Regions from separate parts of the Homo sapiens genome. Here all the other regions are linked to region 3. Evidence: read pairs that join two places in POLR2A ChIA-PET (ENCODE). Cell type or tissue: Caco-2. All regions are shown on one strand. Links, peaks and the distances in the headings refer to the core of each region. The heading gives the core; the rest is flanking DNA.

What was found. Peaks named below come from ENCODE experiments on the same cell type or tissue, not always from the same donor. Only the 100,000 strongest peaks of a DNase experiment are listed, where the experiment ranks them.
Region 1: POLR2A ChIA-PET joins it to region 3 with 5 read pairs; 3 of 35 experiments call an interaction of 5 or more read pairs at or near these places.
Region 2: POLR2A ChIA-PET joins it to region 3 with 6 read pairs; 3 of 35 experiments call an interaction of 5 or more read pairs at or near these places.

Annotation. Positions count from the first base shown.
Region 1 is chr4:16,068,021-16,074,596 of GRCh38, forward strand. The region is part of intron 2 of PROM1 (prominin 1); the gene reads right to left. Among named protein-coding and RNA genes, the nearest start is that of PROM1, 13 kb to the right of the region's middle. RefSeq lists an enhancer at 1-451. In Caco-2, for the core only: no CTCF peak of the experiment used is centred there; no DNase peak of the experiment used is centred there.
Region 2 is chr4:16,053,875-16,060,450 of GRCh38, forward strand. The region is part of intron 2 of PROM1 (prominin 1); the gene reads right to left. Among named protein-coding and RNA genes, the nearest start is that of PROM1, 27 kb to the right of the region's middle. In Caco-2, for the core only: no CTCF peak of the experiment used is centred there; no DNase peak of the experiment used is centred there.
Region 3 is chr4:16,155,355-16,161,930 of GRCh38, forward strand. It overlaps TAPT1 (transmembrane anterior posterior transformation 1), which reads right to left. Exons shown (of 14, transcript NM_153365.3): 14 at 5,151-6,576. Among named protein-coding and RNA genes, the nearest start is that of TAPT1, 68 kb to the right of the region's middle. In Caco-2, for the core only: no CTCF peak of the experiment used is centred there; a DNase peak (open chromatin) is centred at 3,267.

The DNA.
Region 1 (6,576 bases), core at 750-5,749, 87 kb before region 3:
AGGACTGCAGGGGTGCAGGAAGCCAGAGGGAGAGGGTAGGGGAGGAGGCAGAGTAGATGTACAGAGAAGCCAAGATAGGAGGCAGAGAGAATCCAGGTGAGGGCTGGTCCCTGGTGGCTCATATGTCACTGAGTGCCCTGAGAGAACCCGGAGTCCTGATGAGAAACTCCCTGTTTTTGGTTACCTTGGCTATCTTAAATAAAAATGATAGGAGGCCACTGTTTAGGACTAGGCTCCTGTACTAGGCCCCAACAGAGCAGAATAAAAATCAAAATGGAGTCACCCATGCTAAAGTTCCACGTTACCAAATGGAAACTGAGTTGTTATCTGGCTTTCCAAGAAATCAGGAGAGACAGATAGCAGCCTATTTCCCAAACAGGCCAGTTGCTATTGGCATGATAATGAAGCTCCCTCCATTTCAATCCTTAACCTGAAGTCACTTGATGTAACCAGTTATTTCTCTATTGCTCTGTCTCCATGTCCCTGTCTTACAAGGAAAGTAACTTTGAAGTGACCAATTCAACTTTGTGTTCTTTGTTTCTGCTTTCTTCAGCCCTTTTTCTGAATATTAAGCTAGGCTCTGCTGGACTCACTGCGACATTTATTCAATTTTGTGGAATAAAGTGTCGCTCAATTCTAGAATTGCAAATATAGCCAATTGAGATCTTTCAACTAAATTTGTTATAATTTTGTCCTTACAGCTAATAGGATTCTGTTACCTGTAATGGAGGGAGCTCTTATACTCACTATAACATCCTGATGGCCTCTCAAATTCCATGGAAACAAGGCTTAACTCCCCACCTTCCTCACTTCTACCAACTCACCCAACTCCACTCCCACACACACCAAATCCCACGAGCAAATCAGAATCACCTAAAATATTTTTACAAATAGGCCAACCATCCTAAAATCTAAATTTAAAAACATACCAATGCTGGGCATGGTGGCTCATGCCTGTAATCCTAGCACTTTGGGAGGCCAAGGCATGCGGATCACCTGAGGTTAGGAGTTCAAGACCAGCCTAGCCAACATGGCAAAACTCCATCTCTACTAAAAATACAAAAATTAGCTAAGTATGGTGGCGCATGACTGTTATCCCAGCTACGCGGGAGGCTGAGGCAGGAGAATCACTTGAACCCGGGAGGCAGAGGTTGCAGTGAGCCGAGATCGTGCCACTGCACTCCAGTATGGGCAACAAAGCAAGACTCTGCCTCGAAAAAAACAAAAAACAAAAACCAAAACAAAACAGGGCAGAGAATAATTTTAGAGAATTTATAGGAAACTAACAACAGAGGAGACGTATTTCCTTGTTTGTTCCATTAGAATAGCTCAGATCTGGTCAGAACTTATGCCAAGTTCATCACGGCCACATAAAATTGGAAGTGGCACTACTCATCATCCACATCAGACAATCTTTTACAATGCATACTTTTAACGTGCAAAAATTACTATTTTCCATACTAACCCATGGTCATTTTAAAAGCATCATAGTAAAATAAAAGAAAAATACACACAAGGCAGCTGTGTTTTATAGGAGATAAAACTAGTCCTAGAGATGGGAGTTTCTCAATATGCCACAAGCTAGTGTGTGCCTTGAACATGTAACCTCTTTCTGACTTAGTTTTCCAATCTGTTGAGGAGAATGTAAGAAATAATATCACCACTTACCACCATCATCTACCTTCCAAAGTTATTGGAAGTATTCAGGGAAAAACTTTAGACAAATTAGATTTAATAGCGTTCAACTGAGCAAAGAATGATTCATGAATCAGGCAGCCCTTGGAATCAGAATACATTCAGAACGACTCTGGGTCATATAACATTTATGGACAGATAAAGGAAAGTGATATGCAGAAAACACAACTGAGGTACAGGAACAGCTAGATGGGATACAGCTGGGTGTTTGCTTTATTTGAACAGGATTTGAACTAGTGGCCACCTGCGATTGGCTGAAACTCAGCTAATGCGATTGGGTAAGACTCAGCTACTTGTTATAAGAGTAGGTCGCAAGTCTGTTCACAAATGTGTTTAGGTCACAGTTTACTATGTATGGAGAAACATTTAGGCCAAACTTAAAATATGTAAGGAGGCAGCTTTAGGCTACATTTAATTTTTTAACAATTTCCCCCCTTTAGATCAACCTCTCAAGATTGAGAGGTTGGTAAATTTGGCAATTTTGAGAGGCTGACCAAAACTTTAGGCATTGAAGTCACTCTGTCTCCATCGTTAACGGACTTATTTCATCTCAAATCCCACTGGAAAACAGCAGAACAGTTTTGTAGGTGGAAACAAGGACACAGAAATAGAAAAAAAGAACCTGACTGATTATTTCAGGTTACTTGTTTTTTAGTGGAGTTTAGAGCAGAGGGGACTTTGTTATTATGATGCAATCTCCTGTTTTCAAGAGTTTAAAAAAAATTTGGTCTGTTTTGGGATCTCTCTGCTTCCTTAAAGTTTCAGTTTGATTACATCGCAGTTAGCATGATTGAGTCCATTTTGATTTGGACTGGTCTGTTGGGGCCAGTCTAGAACAAAGACCTCCCATAATTTTGTTTAACAAAAGAATCAAATGAGCAAACACTTAGCAAAGTAAGTCTTACAGCAGATACTGAGAACTGCAGAAAAGAACAAAGAAACCAAGAAAACAAGAGCCTGTCAGATGTAGATATTTTTGCAGAGAAGCAAAGACCAATCAGTAAACTAGCATCACATCCAAACCTTGGCTTCTAGACCCTGTTCCGCTACTGTCAGGCTTGCCAAGGGAACACGGCCCACTTAACCTCAAAAGTGAAGGGACTGTTTCTTACGAGGCAATGCCATGTAGAATGTTCCTAAGGGAACAGCAGCAAGGACAGTTCAATGATCCCTCCTGGAGACACCTTCTGATTCCTAAGTCTCCTCCCTACATCAATCGTGGCATCAAATTGATTGTAACTGTAATCCACTTTATGTCTAAGAGAAAAAAGGGTCTGAAAGTTAGACAACTTAGCCAAGATCATTCAGCAGTTAACAGGCAAGAGCTAGGATTTAAACCAAGTTCCTGGGACATGGAATGGACACTGCATCCATTTCCCCTATTCCCTTTTGTTTCATTTTGAATTCATTATTACCTCCCTCCAGACCACTACAAAAGCCTCCACCTCCCTGTGCTCTAACCTATCAGCTGTTGATGGGTTCTCTTCCCCAAACTGAATTCCACGTACACCCTGGCTGACAGCATCCAGCAAGGTGTACCGCAGAACGCAGGGACTTTCAATAAATGCTTGTCCAACAAATGAAACCTCTGCTGGAAGGCTTCCTCACCTTCCTTCTCTCTCTAAAACTCCCTGGAGATCAAGGTCCTCCAGCTCTGGTTCTCCCTAACTTTGGTCAATTTATTCCATGAATACCTATTTCACCCTCTGTCACGTCCTGAATATCTGTGTCCCCTGACATTTCTGTGTTGAAGCGTTAACCCCTGACATGATGGTGTTTGGAGGTGGGGATTCTGGGAGAGGTAATTAGGTTTAAATTAGGTCATAAGGGTGAGACCTTCATGATGGAATTAGTGCCTGATGGGATTAGAGAAAGAGAAGATATCTTTTCACCCTCTCTCCAGGAGCCTGCACCCAGGAAAGAGCATGTGAGCACACAGCGAGAAGGTGGCTGTTCACAAGCCAGAAAGTGAGCCTTCCCTAGACAGCAAATCTGCCAGCACCTTTATCTTAGACATCCCAGCCTCCAGCACTCTGAGAAATAAATGCCTGTTGTTTAAGTTACCTAGTCTATGGTATTATTCCAAGAAACTGAATGGAGTAGGACACTCATATTGGAACCACAGTCTCCTACATGCCCTAGACATGCCCTACTCTCTACCTGGAACACCCTGTCCCTAACTTCCTCTGATCACCCTGCCACCAATATCCTTTCAGGTTTGAATGAATGAACAAGAGACTCTTCTCAAAGGTAAGGCACAGCTCTCTTCTTAATGAGCCTAAGCCCCCTGTGTAGAGTAATCCTTTTGCAGCTTCAGGCCAAGGCAAGCATTTATGAAATACCCACAGCAGGTTCTAGAATACATTCTGCCATGTCAACACAGGGGTGGTTACCTGTGTTCCTTGTCTAATTTAAACTAATCTCTTCTGCCCAGGAAGTAAGGCTTTGTCTCAAGTCCCAGCTGAATAAGACCTTTCCATTTTATGTTTATTAAGCTGGAACTTGAGAAAAAGCCTTACTTCCTGGGGATACAAGAAGGGTTTCTCTTAGAGTTTCAAATGCAAAATTTGGCAAACCAATTGATTGGACACAGAATATAAAAGTGAAAAACTTTCCAGTCAGATGGTAAGAAAAGAGGAAGCACAGGCTCCAGGGCTGTCCCTATCTCTTCTATTCCTTGACCTGTACTGGAACTTTGCATTCAAAGCACCACTACTCTTGAAATCACCTTTGCAAAAATTATAACTGAGAAAATTATTACAGTGAAAGAGATCTGACCTAACCAACTCCATCTTGCTTCTAACCTCCAACCTATCCTTATTCATTCCTGGCCATAGGCCCAGCTAACTTTGGGAGGAACTTAGTTTATAGTTTAACTTTGAAACAAAGACAGTAACAGACCTTTCCCAAGACAAACCGCTTCTTGATGGGTGACTACCCTGCTCTTGCAGGACTAAAAAATTAGCCACAAGATTAGAAATTATGGTTTAGGAGTTATACAGCTAGAGGTCACAAAGTTCTAAACCTCCCAGTTGCTCCTAGGGACAACATCACTGTTGTAAAGCCTAAAATCAGTGCTTGAGATACTTTGCAGATACTTTGCAGAGTACTTTGCAGACCCTGTGTTTTGAGGCATCAGCTGATGCCACCCAGATAGATAAACTGGCTCACCTGGTCTTGTGACCCCCACCCAGGAACTGACAGTGCAAGAGGACAGCTTCTATTCCCTATGATTTCATCTTCTACCCGACCAATCAGCACTCCCCACTTTCTAATCCCCTACCCACCAAATTATACTTAAAAACCCCAATCCCTGAATTTTGGGGGAGACTGCTTTGAGTAATAAAACTCCAGCCTCCCATTCAGCTGGCTCTGCTTGAATTAAACTCTTTCTCCACTGCAATTCCTCTAAATTGATATATCGGCTGTATCTGGCCAGCAGGCACGAAGAGCCCACTGGCCAGTTGCACGCTTTCAAATGAAAGGATATATCTATGGGAGAATAGCTTCTATGAAGATATTACTCCACAGACGACCTGTCCTGAAGTCTTGTGTTTGGTTAATGTACTAAGGTATTAAACTAATAAACAATATATAGGACTCAATCATGCACATGCTCTCACTCTTTCTGTTTTGTTTTTTGCATCTTCAATTATGAGGGCATCTATTTATGACTTGGTACTTGTGAAATGCATTGGCCCCAAATGGAAAAATCATGATTATCTTATATGTGTCCTCTACATTGCAAAGCACCCAGTGGGCACTTTAAGACCACTAGGAAATGTAGTAACTAGGTGAAAGAATACAAATAGGATGATGGAAGAAAACCAACACCCCAAGATTCATCTGTTAAACTCAATATTATATTACTTAAGCAACCTAATAATTTTTCCTCCCAAAGAGGTAATGCTGGTCTGCCCTGGTCTACTGTTGAAAGTTGAGAATTTCCTTCTCCAAGGTAATAAGTATTGATGAAGGTCAAGAGACAAACTAGGCTAATACCCTCAGATTACATTAGGATTACAATTCTTCAGTTCCCTCCTTCGGTCTAACAATGTTGTTGCAGTTCAAAACCTTGTAATGCATTGGAAGTTGTGTAAGCTAAAAGACATCTTCGAACTTGATCACCAGAATGAAGACCTTAAAATACATTGCTTTTCCTTATTAAAAAAAAAAGTATGAGGAAACCTTCCAATCAAATCTAAAGGGACCAAAATAGAGCAACATATGGAAAGAGATTATGGGATTAACTAATTACATGATATGCCTTAGAATGAGACACGGGAAGCTTTCCAGTCTTTTTGAGGAAATGATTGTAAATTCATATTCGACAACTGAATTCTATGCCTTTTATATTAAAACAAAACCAAGAAGCAAAGACTAAAAACATTAGTAGGAAACTAGTTTAAAAGGATGAATAAGACCTAGTATCTGATAGCACAACAGGATGACTATAGTCAATAATAATGTAATTGTACATTTTGAAATAACTAAAAGAGTAATTGGATTGTTTGTAACACAAAGAATAAATGTTTGAGGAGATAGATACACCATTTTATATGATGTGATTATTACACATTGCATGTCTGTATCAAAATATCTCTTGTACCCCGTGAATATATACACCTACTAGGTACCGACAAAAATTAAAGAGTTTTTTTAAATAAAAATGTTAGTAGGTTATTTTATTCAGTAACACATATTAAGTCTCCAAATAAGCCAAGAGATGTCTATTCAGAAGAGTGAATTTGCATCCAATGTTAAGAAATAAACTCTAATTTTCTACTTCTGTCTTTGGAATTTCCAAAGTTAGTATTTTTAACAGCAACATAAACAGTAAGTAGCATTCGTTCAGGATTCTCTTCAATGCCAATAACCATT
Region 2 (6,576 bases), core at 860-5,859, 100 kb before region 3:
ACTTGAGGTCAGGAGATCAAGACCAGTGTGGCCAACATGATGAAACCCCTACTCTACTAAAAATACAAAGTTAGCCAGGTGTGGTGGTGAGCACTTGTCATCCCAGTTACTTGGGAGGCCAAGGCAGGAGAATCGCTTGAACCTGGGAGGTGGAGGTTGCAGTGAGCCAGGATTGTGCCACTGCACTCCAGCCTGGGTGACAGTGCAAGACTCTGTCTCGAACAAAACAAAACAAACTAATTTATAAGACGTCTTACCTCCCTTGCATTCCATCATCCAGTTCAGATCTCCATCACATCTACCCTACTTTTAATGAAGTCACTCACTAATTATTCTTTTGGCCTCTCATCTCTCTTCTACTCCATTCCATTCTATACAGCGCTATCAAGTTAATCAGTCTATCTAACCCCTTTTACGCGGCCTCCATCAATTGTCTTTAAAGCTACCCACAATGTAACCCTACCCTTCCAATTCAAATCAAAGTGAAATCAGGCTTTGGAGTCAGAGTGACCAAACACATATCTTGATTTGTCCAGACAGCCCTGGTTTACATCTGCTGTTCTAGCATAATCATTACCAGCGCTCTCTTTTATTCTCAAAAGGTGCCGGTTTAAATGACAAATATATGGTCACCATAAATCAAGTGATCCTGAGTTCAAATTCCAGGTCAGAAACTTAATGCTGTGTAACTTTAGCAAATTATTTAAATTCCCTGGGCCTCAATTTTCTCATCTGTAAAATGAAGGTAATAATACTCATCATTAAAAAATAATGTGTGAAAATCTTAGCAAGATGCCCAATACATATTGAGCAATTAATAGAGTTGCTATAATTATGTCTCCCTTCAAATGAGACCCCTTCAATCCAGCCAGATCCCCGACCTCCCAAAGCATGCCTTTGTTCATGCCCCCTCTGAGGTCTGCTGATGCTATTTCCCCACCTATCAAAACCCTCCCTATAATGGTCAGTACTCGAGTTCCGGGGGGGAAAAAAATCATCCCTATCCTCAAAGTTAAATGTGAGGTCCTCAGCTGATTTCCCTCATCACTAAATCCCTGCAACTCATAACTCACTTGTGACATTTAATGATCCACTGGCTTACATGTTCCCTGGACTATTTATTCTACGTAAATACATTTGTCTACTCTGCTAGAGAGACTGTTCATTCCTTAAAGCAGAAGATGTTCTCTCTGCCACACAAATCCTGTAACTCCTAACCCAGTGCTGTCCACCTGTAGCAATTGCTTAGTAAAACTTGCATGCCCCAAATGAGACATCTAAATGAGATCTAAGAACCTAGCATTCTCCTAGGCAAGACTATTTTCCTTGGAGAAACAAAATGTGGATTCATAATCACAGTACCATTCTTGATAAATTAGGCTGGTCATGGTGGCTTACGTCTACAGTTCCAGCTACTCAGGAGGCTGAGGCAGGAGGATCACTTGTGTGCTGAGATAACCTCCCAGGCAAAAATTCCCCTTGTCCTCTTTCTGGCTTCGTTATCCTACCAGCTCTCATTTGGCTGCAGGGTCTTAAATGAGCAGGCTTCTCCTATCTGGGCCTTTGTGTTCTCATCTACAAAATGGAAGTAGGGAATTGAATAATTATTTCTGATCGGAAGATCTCCCCAAACTCACAAATTCCCTAGAACCAAATAGCCTAATACCAATTCACGGTAAACAGCCTAGGGAAAGGGTTTTCGTCTGAAGAGAGGCTGTCACGGAATCAATAATAAAAAGACTAAGACTCTGCTACATAGCTAGGCAGAGGCATTTCACAGACAAACCCCTTAGAAAGGAAACAGATGTGAAAACGGTCAACCTTGACGGTAATGAGAAATATATATTTTTAAAAATGCAATGTCATAGCCTTTACAATTCCATTTTCTAAATACCCAACACATTACTAGTGGTGGCATAAACATCACAGACCTTCTGGTGGATTGATAATTCTTTCAAAAACTTGGAAATTAATCGTATCTTTTGGCTAAGAATGTTCTGGGAAAAGAATCCTAAACACAAACAAAAACATTTCCTGCATATCTAACCCTAGTAGAAATCTGGAAGTCAAAACAGGGAGGGGTGAGTGAGTCTGCAAGTGACTCTGTCCATATTCTCCATGAAGAGTAAGGTCTCTAGCTGGCAGAGGAGAGTTCAGGGTAGAGATTTGAGAAGAGAAGAGGACGTGTGCAAGCAGGGGGTTAGGAAAGAGGATTGACTGAGAAACAGGTCAGAGCTGTCAGGAGTACGAGCATCCTCGTGGGGGCTGTGGATATTCATTTAAGAGAGTCCAGCTGGCACAGTCGCAATTGTTTCTAGGAGCAGTCGGCCGCTTGGGTGTAGGCCTGAGGAAGTGGAGTAACCAGAAAACGCTGCAACCAGATTTAGGATTCCACCAAACAACAACCATGGTGGCAGAGGAGGGCAAGAGGATCTTTATAACGCAGGACTGTGGGTGCTCACAAAGGGAAGAGGAGGGGGCCCTGAGAGGGTACACAAGAGTGTATCCGCTCTTGCACGCAACAATTATGGGGTACTTGCTGCGTTGTGGGCACCACTCCAGATTCTGGGGCTATTGTATGGAGGAGTGAACAAAATCAATAGTGTTCCCCTCTTCAAGATGTTTAGAGTCTATCAAGTGAGATAAACAAATATTTATTGTAATACCAGAATAAATGCTATAAAGAAAAATGAAGCAAGGTGAGGGGTGTTGGGGTGGAAGACGATCTGTCCCTCTGAGATGACATTTGAGCAAAGGCTGGAAAGAAACAAGCCATGAAAAAAAAAAAATCGAAAGAAGAAAAAAAAGAAACGAGCCATGCAGAAGAGTCGTCCAGGCAAAGGGAATAGGCAGAGAAGCAAAGGGTCTGAGGCTTAGGAGCGTTTGGCATGTTCCAGGGAGTCGGCTGGCCTAGCTATTACAGGGGTTTGGGGCTACTACTGCAAGCTGCTGCCCATTCTCTCTGCCCATTAGGAGGCCCTGGCCATGGTCCAGGGGACTGGCAGCCTCAGCTGGGAGAGGGCAGTCCTGGTGGTCAGAAGGGGACAGATTTGAAATACACTCTCACACGAGAGCATGCGATTTCCATGCGAGCAAATTAGTCTTCAGGAAGACTGGCCTGCTCCTGTTTTTGCAATACAACGCTTAGGAAGCTGTCATTTCTGAAGTCAGGGAGCTATTTACTTGAATTTCAGAAGGAGATACTCATTTCTTCTCAGTTTTATTTCTATGCACAAGTTATATTTGGAATGGCTCTTTAAAGAAACACAATTCCTTGCCAGGCAGGCATCCGGGTAGTCAGTCATTTGTACACAGATCTGGCACATAAAACTCAGCATGTCACAATCAATCACCCTTCTGGAAGCCTGCTGTCCAAATCTCATTAGGCTGAGCTTCTGGGTCAGCCAGTTTCCAAGAGGATATAAAAACGTATACAACCTCCTCTTTCCCAGGATGCAGTCAGGTTCGAAGAGAGCCTTCATCTCAATTAGTAAACATGTCCTAATTTCATCAGTGACAGCATCAGATTGAAACATTTCAAATCATAATTCGGGAACTTAGAGACTCCTACATGAAGTAATCAACGCTAAGGAAAAACCAAATGTGAACAGTCACATCACCACCTTCTGGCTCCCAGGGTGAGCTAAGAAGCTTCTTCTCCACAGGCTTCTTCAACAGAATCTTTGTCTCTCCAGCCATTTTCTGTAAACTAATCACCACTCTCCTTGCAAGGCTAAAGAAACTTCTTTCATCCAGGCTGATGGGGAAAACAGATCTTCTCTATTTCCCTTCTCTAGTTTTAAATTATCGACTCTTCTTATTTTAATCCCACTCAAGAAAGATTAGGATTTTTATTTCTATTTATATCTACCTAGGTTTACAGAGATACATATAGAATTACGATAACATAAATAAGAAGAAAGAAAAAGAAAGAAAAGCAAGCCCGGGGACCTAAGAGGAAACAGGAGCTCCATAGAGTCAGATGCTCTCTGACTGATGGTTCCATCCCCCACAGCATTCATTCCTTACCTGTTTGCTGAACAAGGAACATACGAAGCAAAAGGTACAGCAGAGTCCTATACCTGTGGCGAAGGGTGATTCACTGTTTCAAAACTTCCCAGTAGCAGCCACCTGAAACTGTCCAGGCCAATTGTTCAGGAAAAAAAGACTAGAAAGAAGGTTTTTTTCCAAGGGCTCTCACAAAGAGGAAACTGGGACATAATCAACAAATGCCTCAACAACTGTAATGGAAGGAACAGGTTTCACTGTGCAGTTCCAGAAAACAGTGAGGAGAGAGTGAAGGGGCCTTATGAATCGCTCTAGGCATCCGGCTCACAGCTCAGGACAAAGCCCAGTGGACTTCAGAACACAACCACTGAAGGCTTTAACATTTTTTACTGAACTAACTATAACAACTCATACTTTTTAAAAAATCACTGCTTTTCAAAAAGATAAAATTCATTCAATATTATTAGCCAAATGAGTAAAGAGGGGAATCAAAACTCAAATGATAAACTATCAGAAATGAAAAATGATGCCAACGCAGGTGGATCACCTGAGGTCAGGAGTTCAAGACCAGCCTGGACAACATGGTAAAACCCCATCTCTACAGAAATACAAAAATTAGCCAGGCGTGGTGATGCATGCCTGTAATCCCAGCTACTGAGGAGGCTGAGGCAGGAGAATTGCCTGAACCCAGGAGGCAGAGGTTGCAGCGAGCCAAGATCACGCCACTGCACTCTAGCCTGGGCGACAGAATAAGACTCCATCTCCGGGAAAAAAAAAAAAAAATGAGAACACCGCATTTAAAAACTTAGAGGAGGAAGCCAAAACTGTCCTCAGGAGTAATTTTACAGACTTAAATGCATTTATTAGGAAATAAGCATAAAAATAAAATAATTTACCTCAAAAGGCTAAAAAAAAGTAAATAAGCTTCCAAAAATAGAAGAATTACTAAAAATAAACTAAACAAAACAAAGATAATTTTTCAGTTAAAAGGCACATTAGGAGGCATAAAGCCCAGCTCTTAACTCTGGAGCCTAGTCATGTTGCAGCAGGGAAGACACACCTGGAAAACAAGCAGTACAGTGTCCAAAAAGGTACCTTGGGAATGGGCTAAACTCCACTGAGTAATACCTGGACAGAACCTTTATATCAAATGTTCAGAATCACTCCACTTGTTTTTCCTTTCTAGACATCTAGGAAGTACTGGAACTTACAAAGCATTTTCATGGAATGCATTGTTCAACCCTCCTAAATGTATTATGTAATAGCCTAGTCTAAGAGGATAATGAAAAAAACAAGATTCTGAAATCAGTCAGATATGAGTTCAAATTCCTGCTCTGCCCACTCACAAGCTATGTGACCCTTGGCTAAGTGAGTTACCCTCTCCGAGCCTCCATTTCCATGTACATAAAATAGAAATGTCCACCCCACAAGACAGTAGACAAAATTCAGTGAGCTGTTTCTGCATTTTTCTGATGTATAGGTAAACTGGTTCAACATTTATGGAGTGCCATTAGGTGATATCTATCAAAAGTGCAAACTGGCCAGGCTCAGAAGCTCACATCTATAATCCCAGCACTTTGGGAGGCCAAGGCAGGAGGATGGCTTGAGCCCAGGAGTTCGAGACCAGCCTGGGCAACATGGGGAGATCCTGTCTCTCTAAAAAATAAAAAAAATTAGTCGGGTGGGGTGGTGCATGCCTGTGTTCCAGCTACTGGAGAGGCTAAGGTGGGAGGATCGCCTAAGCCCAGGAGGTGGAGGCTGCAGTGAGCTACGATTGTGTCACTGCAGTCCAGCCTCAGTGAAAAGTCACTTAGTGCAAATTCATGAAATTATAAACTGACCTGGCAATTCTATTTCTAGGAGTTTACCCCATATATATACTTGCATATTTGTGAAATAACTAAAATAATTTATAACAATGTATATAACAGCAAAATGGTTGAAATTAATTGATAAATAATAAACTACCTCACAGCAATTAAAAAAAATGGTAGTAAGACTGTTAGGGGTAGATCTAAAAAAATAAGGATGAGAGGGCTCTCTAGGTGCTAATATAAAATAATAATCAAGCTGTATGTTTAAAAAGAAAGCAAGGTGCCAAGTAATATATACAGTATTTTTTCACTGATGGAGACAAGACCATATACACATGTTGGCTTCTACATGCATAAAATAGGTCTGAAGAGACACAGACACACACAAACGCTGATAACAATGGTTGCCTATAAAGGGAGGCGGGGGGCTGAGAATCAGGAATGGGACTGAAGCTTCACACTGCATATTCCTTTGTACTTCTGAATTTTCAGTCATATAAATAGGTTATCCCTGCATTTTTTTTCCAAATTAAAGAGAAACGCATGACTAGAATTATCTACCAGATATATTAAGTTTTAAAAGCAAGGAGCAGAAGAGCATGTCAAATAATTCCTTTTTTTTTTTTCCTTTGGGACAGGGTCTTACTCTGTTGCCCAGGCCAGAGTGCAGTGGTGCAATCTCGGCTCACCGCAACCTCCACCTACCTCCCAGGCTCAAGCAATCCTCCCACTTCAGCCTCCCAAGTAGCTGGGA
Region 3 (6,576 bases), core at 691-5,690:
ATAACTTCTCAGGAGTACAGGACAACAGCAGCCCTGGAATAGGGGTCAGATGCTTTGTCAGAGCTGCTTTAATGCTGAGATCCCATCATCCTAGGACCTAAGTCATCTTCGAACTCATCTTTGAAAGAGAAATGAACAGTGCATTTATATCCATAATAATTGCAAGGGAAAGTCATCTTATTTTCTATTGTGTTTTGGATAGAATCTGAACTTCAAAAAAATTTCATCTTGTCAACTGGAAAAAACATTTCCAGTTCTCAGCACAATTCCCTCACTGGGAGAGTGGAACTGTTTCCTGCTGCTCGGTGGGGAGCTTACAGATGCTCGGTGGGGAGCTTACAGATGCTTCCCTCTTGTTTCCCCCGGGCATCATTTCAGAGAGTAGCAGAACTGGAGGCCATTCATCACCATGATCATCCAATGAGAAACACAATTAGATAGAAGTTGACTTTGCCTACTAGGTGGTGTCAGCATTGAAGAAACAAATGGGTAAAGCTAGGTTCAGAATCCTCTGTCCTGCGTCTGTGTTGCCAAAGGAAGTGTTAAGGTTCCTGCAAGAGGCTACTGCTGCTTTGCCCTTCTGAGGTGGAGACAGAGCCAGGCCAGGCTGGGGGTTCCTGGCCCTGCCCTGGCATGAGTCCAGGCCTGCCTGAGCCTGGTTTATATCACAGAAACAGCCCTTCGCTAGCCTCTCTGATTTTATGCTACTTGCCCTGCAACCCGTTTTTCGGAGAGCAGAAGACAGTAATATCCTAACTCTTTATCTCGTCCTTGGACCAGTAGTAACCTAACTCCTCCGGTCCTGGGGCTTGGATGACCTGGACTTCCACTCCCATACCAATTAAAGCTGCAACCCATTCCCACCCCCATGTCCTCATTTCCCAGCCCTAATGAACTTCTTTCTGCTCCTAGGATACACTCTGTTCCCTCTCAATTCAGTAGCTTTGAACTTGAGGGCCTCTGCCACATGACATTCCCTTAGTTCAGGTCTCTGCTTGTATGTCACCTTTAGAGGCTTTCCCTGACCATGTGGTTTCAAGAAAGCATCATGTCCCTATCACCTTACCTTGTTACCTCTGTAGCACAGGTCGCCTTCTGAAATGCCCCGTTCACATTTTTATGATGTTTTCTCTACTGGAATATAAGCTTCTAAAGAGAGGGGATGTGCCTGCCTTGCTGGCTGCACCAGCAACTCCTAGATGGGTGGAGATGCTCAGTGAAAACAGACTGAATCCCCTACAAGGTGCTTTGGTGCTGAATCACGCCACTTAGTGGATTGTATATCCTTTCTCCCTTCCCCAACTCTTGGTGATTAAAGCTTTGGTATCATGAGTGCTCTATGATTTCTGCAGGACTCGTCTGAAAGGTACTATTGCCAGAGGATGGGGTGGAGCCCTGAGGATGCGGTAGAAGCAGCGCGGGGGTTTCAGGAAGATCTAGAAACCCCTGGTCCTAGCCTGCTCTGCCTCTGTCTAGCTGCCTGGCCTTGAGTGAGTGACAGCAATCATGGATTTTAAACAGAATGTAGTCATATGCTAGAGAACTTCTGGCCCCCAAATCGTGTTTTAGTCTCTCCAATCTTTACTTTGGAAAAAGTAGAGGTGAGTTTTTGGACCCATCACCCTGAAATCTAGATCCTAGAGGATGATGACTTTCCACGGTTCTCACACTTTAGTGGGGAGACTCGCCCAGGGGCCTGTTAAAACAGATTGTCCTGGCCGGGCGCAGTGGCTCACACTTGTAAGCCCACCACTCTGAGAGGCCGAAGTGGGTGGATCACTTGAGGTCAGGAGTTCGAGACCAGCCTGGCCAACATGGTGAAACCCTATCTCTACTAAAAATACAAAAATTAGCCTGGCGTGGTGGCGCACGCCTGTAATCCCAGCTACTCAGGAGGCTGAGGCAGGAGAATTGCTTGAACCCGGGAGGCGGAGGTTGCAGTGAGCTGAGATCGCACCACTGCACTCTAGCCTGGGCGACAGAGCGAGACTCCGTCTCAAAAAACAAAGGCTCTGTCTAAACAAACAAACATTGTCCAGCTCCACCCCTGAAGTTTCTGATTCAGCACATCTGGGCAGGGCCCAGGGATCTGCATTTCTGGTCTGTTCCCAGGTGATGTGATGCCACTGGCCCAGGGACCACACTGTGGGGATCACTGATGTGGGCTGCGTCATCATAGCTTAGACATGTGTGTTGCCTTCACAAACAGTTTCAGATGCATTATCTGATTTGCTCTTCACAACCCTGAGAAGTGGATATTCTCAACCCTGATTTGCAGATGAGGAGACTGAGGTTTGCTGTGTTGCACAGAGCAAGGGTCTTGACTGCAACATCACACGGCAGGCTAGCCCTCCAGAGTATCTTAGAGGGGTAAATATCCCAGAGCTCAGTACACCCTACATCCCTGAAGTCCTCGCACTCTGCTGTGAGTGGCTGCAGGCACTTCCCTCAAGGGGTTTCCTTATCTGGCTTCTCCCTTCTCCGTAAATAGCAGAAGGCAGAGAGCTTGAGAGCTCCAGTTTTCCAGTTCAGGAAGGCGGTTTAACTTTCTGCTGTGCTCCTTGCTCCTTGTGTGACCCTGAACAAGTTACTTAACCTTTCTAAGCCACAGTTTTCTACTTATAAAATGGGGTAAGTGTCTGCTTTAGAGAGACATAAAGGTTCAATGAGAAGAATGTAGAAAATGAGCTTAGCCCTGCTTTCACACGAACACAAAAGCGATTACACAATAATCCTTTACAAGGACACCACCCTGACTTTTCTAAAACATTGATCTGTTCATAGCACTTCAGAGTTTACCAAGTAGTTTTTTTTTTCATTTCTCATTTGATAATTACAACAACTTAAAATTCCACTTAAGCTCCTCCACCCTTTGTCTATAGGATTAACCGTCTAAGATTCTTAGCAAGGCATTAAGAGCGCTCTTGAGATCTAGCCCCTGCCTCCATCCTCCATCTCGTTTCCCCAGGGATGGGACGGAAGCTTCCCTCCTCATCTTCCCAGCAAGACAGCTGGCACTTAATGGGGAGTGAAGGAAACCTGCGCTGCAGCTTCCGCTGTGCTCTTTCCTCTTTTGTTCATTCGTGCCTTGCCCTTCCTCTCCCTTCTTATCCATCTAATTCCTACTTGTTTCAAGGCGGCCCAAGTGCACACCTTCTGCAATGGCCCCTATGTTTTCTTCATCCAATAAATGTTTATTGCCTGCCTGTGTGTGCCAGGAACGAGGTGCAAGGGCTACAGCAGTGAATGTGGTTGAATGTTTTGCTGCAGCCAGAGGCGTGGTTTATGGTGGTACTCATCACACAGGGCTGTAATTGCCGGGTCAGCCCCCCAGTCTTTAGTGCCTTGCTAAGAATCTTGGACTTTTCACTGTCAGATTACAGTTAAGCCCCATGGGCAGAAAGCACAGCTCCTTCATTTCTGTGCTCTGCTCAGTGAGTGCAATTAATATCTGTGAAAGTAAGTCCAACAAGCTTTTTATGCCTTTTCCTTGTTATACATTTCACTTATCTGGTTAAACCTGACATTATGGCGATTTCTAATCTTCCCAGTATTTACATTCTTATGTTGACATATTAAAAATGGAATGAGAATGTGCTTATTGAAAATAATTGCAGTTTCAAAATTAACCATCCACTTCGAAGATTATTCACACTGCAAGAGCTCATTCATTCTGTAGTCCCTGAGCTAATACCTCTAAAAAGAGGCCAAAGGGGCCTTCAAGACCTCCCTTGGTTTCCTTATAAGCCAAAAACAAAAAACAAACAAGAAAACCCAAGAAACAAAACATATAAATAAGCAAAACATATTGTATTGATACCTACCTTGTCATTAAATATCAAAAACCTCAAATACAACTTTACTACACTATGCATAACTGTGCCTTTTGCCAACTTGCTGATACATTTACTCTCTTAATAAAATTTAGAACAGCAATGCCTTGTTTGCTCAGCACTGCTAAGCAATAGTTCCTCCCTATAAGCAAACTTTTCAGATAACTCAAGGTCCCTGAGAACGCCATTTTTTTCTGAACAACTTCCCCTCAATTGTACGAACCTTAATTTGTATCAAACACAATCCTTAATAGTATGTAATGAACACAATCTAAATCATCCTAGATCTCACTTACTGCATACCACACATCACATTGACCTGTAACACAGTTTATTGGCAATCACAGGCATGGCATCACTGACGTCAGGTATATTTTTACTGCTCTCTTGATTAACTCCTCTTGCTTCTACTTCTCCTTGCTGTTAAGCTCTACTTACACTTTACTCTTTTACTATACACACTTTTCTGAGATAAAGGGCAAGAAATGTCTATTTGATAGAGTATATGGACAAATAGAACTTTGCCACTTATGGGCAAGTTTAATGTTCAGTTCAAGACAGCCAAGGGTGCTGAGAGTCTGACCTCTGAAAAAGTGGGGTGGAGTAATCTTTATCTTTTTCCATATAAATAATAAATAATGAGTATCCAGAGAGAATTTTCAGAAGAATGTGTTTTAGCAAGATAGGTCTAACTCCTTGCTCCTTTTATGTAAAGATCTCTAAATAGTCCCTCTCAGATTTCCTAATGTACTAATGTGGGCTAAACTTCATGAACAGAACACAGAACCTCCAGGTTCAGTGGCTTAGAAACAATGGCATTTCAAAAGTTTCTCTCTTATGTATAGTCAAGCGGAATTTTCCAAGCTGACCAGCAACTCTGCTCCACAGCGGCATTCAGGGACCCAGGTTCCTTCTCTCTCATGGCTCTGCCATGATGGGCACCTACTGGGACAAGGTCACTACCTTCTCTGGGTTCCACCTGTGGGAAGGGGACAGAGGAGGTGAGGGGGACTCACCCATGGTCTTAAGGGTCCTGGCCCAATAGCGGAATACACCCTTCAACTTACATCCCCTGGGAGAATGAGTCAGCTGGCTACAGGTAACAGCAAGAGGGGCTGAGAAATGCAGTCCCCAGCAAGCAGCACATGCCCAGCTACAACTCTACACAATGGAACAGGAGAATGGATTCTGCTGGACAACTAGCAGTCTTCAGGGAGAAAGTCTTTTCTTATTTCTATTTTATAGAAGCACTGTAAAATTGCTATACAATTATCTTATTTCAAGCTAATCCAATAGGAAAAAAATCAGACTTACACAAACGTTTTAAAGAACTATATTTTAGAGCTGAAATAAGCCTGAGAGATCATTTGGTCAGTGGACACTCTGTGACCAGCAGACATTATTTCATCGACTTGTTCCTATCAGTCTTCCACAGACGAACAGGGACTTATCTTGCTCATTGCTGATCCCACCACTTAGAACAGTTTCTGACACATAGGAAGTGATTAACAAATCTTTGTTGATAAAAAATAGTTGAAAACATGTAACAATGTAGAGATATTACATTATTTTGTAAATTTATCTCCTCCTCTGCTGAGTTACCAGGAGTGGCAGGATATATTTTGATGGCCTAATTATAGCAAGTTTCTTTCACTTTATGTAACATGAATATAAACTCTAAATACTGGCCAAAGTCCACAAGAAAATCTGGACAAGCGTATCAGTGACACTTGGTCTTTACACTTATTCTAAAGGAAAACCTAATAAGGGTCTGGCCTATCCTGTGCCTTCATTAGATTTTTTTAAAACCAAAGCACTGTCTTGAACTTGACTCCCAGATGTGAAAAATATTTTGTGTGACATTCAAAACACTTGTAAAATGCAAATACCTTCATTTGCTGAGAAATATTAAATGGTCTATAATCAAGGCCGAGCCTATTTTTTCCAAAGACAAAATTAAACATTTTGCCACCATTAAGACCAAAGCAATAATTCAAATTAAGATAGCTCTATCACTTGTGAATTACAAATAAATACTTATTATACAGTGGGAAATTCACTCTACCAAATACAATAGTAAATATTAAAATAAATTCAGTGACCTTTTTAAAAAAGATTACAAAACTGAATTTATTGAGATTCACACAAGATGCACTTATAAAATTAGTACTGAATGCCATTAAAACAGAAGAAATGAACATAATCCCGAACTCCCAACAGCATCTGCAAAGGAATGGAAATCTTCTGAAAATGACAGCGCAGTAACAGAATAATTCAAGCGGAACTGAAGATCTATCCAAACCATGTTCCTGCTCTGAAATCAGGGTTGTGTTTGGCAAAGCTTTCCCCAAACTATTCCATTCACGGTGGCATTGTTCCTTTTGTTGGTAAAGGGAGATGGAAAAAATAATTCTAAAATGGGGCTCCATTAAAACACACACAAAGCAATTAAAACCTTTTTCATTTTTAACTTAAAATACTTCCTGGTTTCACAAAGGCATGTCCATACAATTTCCTCAACATTAATCTTCAGATTTCTTTAGTTAATGCAAAACATTAAAATTCACTTACTTTTTTGTATTTCAAATGAACAAGTCAGAACATTAAAGCTTGCTTTATATTTCATCCAAGAAACAGACAAATCACCTAAAAATTGCTTTCTGCCTATGTATGTACGCCTGAAACATTTGCATGAGAGCTAAACTTCAAAATCAAAACATCAAAGGAAATAACAGTTAACAGT